Linked DNA regions of Homo sapiens: region 2 is linked to region 1. Evidence: chromatin loops called from intact Hi-C (ENCODE). Cell type or tissue: PC-3. All regions are shown on one strand.

What was found. Peaks named below come from ENCODE experiments on the same cell type or tissue, not always from the same donor. Only the 100,000 strongest peaks of a DNase experiment are listed, where the experiment ranks them.
Region 2: it touches region 1 in a loop (4-fold over the local background); 1 of 110 quality-filtered maps calls a loop at or near these places.

Annotation. Positions count from the first base shown.
Region 1 is chr2:29,626,628-29,629,127 of GRCh38, reverse strand. All of the region lies in intron 3 of ALK (ALK receptor tyrosine kinase), which reads left to right. Among named protein-coding and RNA genes, the nearest start is that of ALK, 290 kb to the left of the region's middle. In PC-3, no CTCF peak of the experiment used is centred here; DNase peaks (open chromatin) are centred at 897 and 1,517; H3K4me3 peaks cover 931 bases; H3K27ac peaks cover 2,500 bases.
Region 2 is chr2:29,501,322-29,503,821 of GRCh38, reverse strand. All of the region lies in intron 4 of ALK (ALK receptor tyrosine kinase), which reads left to right. Among named protein-coding and RNA genes, the nearest start is that of CLIP4, 390 kb to the right of the region's middle. In PC-3, no CTCF peak of the experiment used is centred here; a DNase peak (open chromatin) is centred at 1,251; H3K27ac peaks cover 938 bases.

The DNA of each region.
Region 1 (2,500 bases):
GATATGACCCCATTGCCTTTGTGTATGCAGAACTAGGCAGAGCGCCATGTTTCCTCTTCAAATAAGCACTTGCAACTTATCATAGAAAGCAGATAGCTTTGCCTGCCAACACTCCCATGGCAGTCTTAGGTTTCATTTTTAATTTGGTTCCCTGCATCTTCTCTACTTTAGAAAGAATGACTGGCTCCTATATATGGGGTCATTCTCAGTTTTGAGTGTGCTCCATTTTCTGTGGCGAGAGCACTGAGTCTTGAACATGCTAAATCTGTATGTGAATGTTTTATTATGCTCTCTCCTTTTTTTCTTACAGAGTTGTCTATCTTTGAATAGTTTCTCATTTACTGCTTAGTTTAAAAGTCATTTGCATTGAATTGCTTGAGATCACACATGAACTAGTTTAGCAAACAGTTTTTGCAATCTCATCTCTGCCAGAGATTTGGTTTTAATTGTTAAGGTAGCCAGACATATTTTCTGACTCAAGCATTTTAAAGAGAATTCTGCTAAGTTTTAAAATAGAACTGTACACCATCTCTTTATAACACAACAGAGTGTTTGCTATGCAATAACAAATGAGTAGAGTATAATACTTGTGAAGTGGTACAACTGAATTCTGTCCAAGAAAACTCCTCCATATGGTCCCTCCAGCTCGTAAGTTTGGCTGCAACCCTGAAGCATTCTCCTGGTTACTATGGCTGCTTATACACTTAAGTCCCATGGAGTTAAGAAAAAAATGCAGTAGAGTGAAAATTAGCTATATAGCGTGTTTTAATAGAGAGCACATGTGATTCATCCTGAATGTGTTAAGATTATATAGAAAATTTGTAAATTTTACTTGTGGTTTTGTGGGAGGATGTAAGGCTCATAGATTGCATGTTGACAAATGTAAAATGCTTGCAGTGAATCATAAAAGGCCTAAATGGTGCTTTTATTGTATTTCAGGGTTTTAAGCAAACATATCTGAAATCATAATGAAAGTCAAAGGGAAAAGATTATAGCTTAATGCATACTTTTTAACTTTACACATAGCTGGGGATGGCTTGTGATGCATAAAGTAAGATCAGTCTTTACTGAATTTACCAATTCTTCATCTGAAGACTCCTTAAATTAAGCCTGTTTGATTTCTCAACTGGATGCTGAAAGAGAATTAATGTTATTTCCCAAGCCAAATCAAGGTTTGATGCTCCGAAGCTTCCTTCATTCCTTTCCCCTTTCAGCATTTTCTTTCAGTTTGGGCCCTTTGCAGTGCCATTGAGAATGGAGCACGCTAAACTTTTCTCTCTTTAAACACACAAGATCTCTTCTTGCTTAAATGGTAATGAATAAATTACTTTCTGCAGCCTGACAGAAAGATGAATTGTTTAACACTTATTATGCAGGCATCTACTTAAAGCCCAGATTACAGTTCAATTCATATTTGATTCATAGAACTTGAAGTATTCATCCTCCCACCCCCATCTCCCCTTCAAGAAGGTCCTGGGACATCTTCCTGTTGTAACAAACAAGACATGACTCACGCCTCCTCATTCCTGTCTCCTGCCGGGGTCTCAGCAGTTAGGCAGCCAGGCAGCCAGAGACACGTGTGTGAGAAATAAGACTTAAGTTGGATGGATCAAATGCTTCTCAATTCCCTGGCCCACTGCTGTTCACACAACATAAACACAGTAATCATCTTCATATGCGAAATTAGGGAGTGGAAATGGGCTACCAGCCATCTAATGCAGAAATTTGCGGCATCAACAGTGAGCCTTATGTTGGGGAGAGGGAGTGGTGAGCAGGCAAATACTCTTCCTTGCAAAAAGCCCTGCTTTTTGAATGCATGGAATGATTGTGTTGTCCTCTCTGGGTACTGTGTAGAGGGCAGCTGGGGCTGGAGAACAGAAGAGAATTTTCTGTTTTAATTGGACAAGAGAGAAATCTTTTACAAAACAGAACCGTGGTGGTCTAGAAAATGCGGCTGTCTGCCTTCCGGAGAGTGTCTTGCCCAGCAGAGCCTCTTTGCATCCGTCAGCCCTGGCTTCAGAGCCAGGGCAGTGCCTGGCATTAGGGGATGATGGGCATGATTACCTAACACTGGCATCTTTCTCTTTTGGAAACTGCAACCAGGCTCCTAGAAGCAAGTCTAATAACTAGTGGGCAGATTTCAGGTGGTTTGGAGGAGCCCCGGCTTTAGGGATGTTTGGCAGCTGGGGAAGGAACAAGAGGGGCTCTCTTTTCACTGCAGGCCTCTGGAGCCCCAGGCACTATCTCTGCAGAGGTAGAGGCCTGCATCTAGCTAGAGTGGAGAAAGCATACTGTCTCAGTCTGCTCAGGCTGCTATGACAAAATACCATAGGTTGGTAGCCTAACAACAGACATTTATTTCTCACAGTTCTAGAAGCTGGGAACTCCAAGATCAAGGTGCTGGCAGATTTGGTTCCTGGTGAGGGCTCTCTTCCTGGCTTGCATATGGCCACCTTGTCACTGTGTCCTCACATGGGGAGGGGAGAGTGCCAGTTCTGAT
Region 2 (2,500 bases), 130 kb after region 1:
AGAAGCTCGATAAATTTTGTTAATTTAATGCCAAATAAATCCAGCCCCTGCTGCTTCTCCAGTGTTCCTTCTGCCACGCCTCACCCCATGCCCACATCCCAGCCATGTTGCCTGGGATTCCTGAAGATGCAGCTGTTTTAGGTCTCTGCCTTCACTCATGCCCCTGGGCTGGGATTCTTAAGCCAGAAAACTCCACTGATGGAAATGTTACCTCCTCTCTAAAGCATTTCCAGGTTCCCCAAGCAAAGTCATTTGCCCAGATCTCTATGTGCCATGGTACGGTGCCCATGCATTGTTCTTTCTCTTGGAAACTTGGTTGTAATGATGCTTTTTCATATCTGTATCCTCTGTGAGATCTAATTTCCCTGATGAAAGATATCACGGCTTTTCCATCTCCACCAACCTTCACTCATAATCAAATACAGAACCTGGAGCATATTAGTTGTTCAACAAACATTTGTTGAAATGATGAATGAATTAAGTGGAAGAGCAGTCCCTGGATATAAATCCAATAGACCAGATCCCTAATCCCAGCTCCCTGGTAACCTGAGTGACCCGTAATACCACTTGTGTCTCAGTTTCTTCAACTGTAAAATGGGAATCATAATTTGTTACCTATCTATCTCATAAGTCAGTTTAAGATGAAAATAAAATAGTAAATACCAAAATAGTTTGAAAACTATAAATTCATTCATTTAAACAATATCTATTAAGTCCTTACTCAGTGCTGAGGCACTTGAGTTACAACTGCGAAGACATCATCCCTTGAAGAGTTCCACGTCTTCATACTGGCATATGATTACTAGTTAGTTGCCCACCCTGCATAAAGACAATCTACCCTGAACTGTCTTAGTTCTTGGTCTGCAGCATCTTTGCATTAATCTTTTGCTTTTGGATTCACTGCATACCTGTTTACTCTAGTTTTACTGGAGGTCTCTGCATGCATTCCAGCTGTAATCACGGCTGAATGATTCCCTCACCAATCCTGGTTCCACTTCAAGAAAACTGTCAGCAGTACACACAGCACCCAGCCCATCCATCTGTGTAAAGAGATAATGTAATTCTAAGCCAATATTTAACATTGTAGGATGAGGCATAAACTCAATATGCTTTCAGGCGGAGTAAAAAAAAAATATGTGCCCCATCTCATTAATCACAATAAGAATGAGGGATGGGGCAGATACCCAGGCCGGTGCTGTTCCTCCAAGTTAATCTGTCTTAATACCAAGCCCTTGATAAAAAGAATGCCTGAGTCATTGTTCTGCTTGTTTGATGGCAATTTACATTGGGGGAGCTCAAGATTTATGAAGTAACAAGAACCTCTGAGTAATAAAACGTTGAGTGATCCATGCTCTGTTTGGAAGTCACTTCTACTGCAAACACTCTCTGGGGATGAAACTTCAAGAGAAGGATTTCAAGAGAAGTTATGCATTTACAAAACTGATCTTTTACAAGTGCTTATTGGGTTCATTCATTCATCCATTCATTCAGCAAATCTTAACTATGCATTAACTCTGTACAAAGCTCTGTTAGGGGTTTGGGGACCACCAAAGAAGCCAGCAATGGTCTGTACCCTCAAGGGACTCGCATTAGAGAAGTTGTGACTCAAATTCGTTACTAAGGGTGCTGCATGGACTATATGCTTCGCAAGAGCAGGGATGATGCCTGTTTTATTCTCCAGCGTGTACCTGTGCCTATTACAGGACCTGGCAAAGAGGAGCTCATTAAAAATTTGTTAAATGGTAAGTGTCCATCAAGAGATAAATGGATAAACAAAATGTGGTACAATGGAATATTATTCAACCTTGGAAAGGAAGGAAATTCTGACACCTGCTACAATGTGTGTGAACCTTGAAGACATTATGCTAACCAGACACATAAAGACAAATACTATACAATTCCACTCATGTGAGGCACCATATGGACAGAAAGTAGAATGGTAGCTACCCAGGGCTGGGAGTAGGAGGGAATGGGGAGTGACTGCTTAACTGGTACGAAGTTTCAATTTTGCAAAACGAGAAATGTTCTAGAGATGGATGGCAGTGATCATTGCACCACAGTGCAAATGAACTTCATGCCACTAAACTGTATACTTTAAATGGTTGAGCTGGTATATTTTATGTTATGGATATTTTACCACAATAAAAAAAAATGTTTTCAAAAGGGCTAGCAAGAAATCCAGAGAGAGCTTGAGGCAAGGGATGAAATGGAGCTTTCCACAGAGATGAGGCTATTGAGGGGAACCTGTACTTTCCCCCGGAAGGAGGAAGAAGAGGACATGAAGCAGTGCTAAGGACACCCCCTGGGCATCCTCCAAAGAAAGGAGGCCACGGGAAGAGTGGTGAGAATTTGCAGGAGCAGCAAACCAGTAAGGACATGGAAATGAAGCGTCGGAGAGTTTCAAGGACAGTTCTTTCAAGGATTTCAGCAGTGTGCAAAGGCCTTTGGCTTTGACAAGTAAGAGGTAACAGATGACCTCTGGTAGAGCATCTCCAGAGAA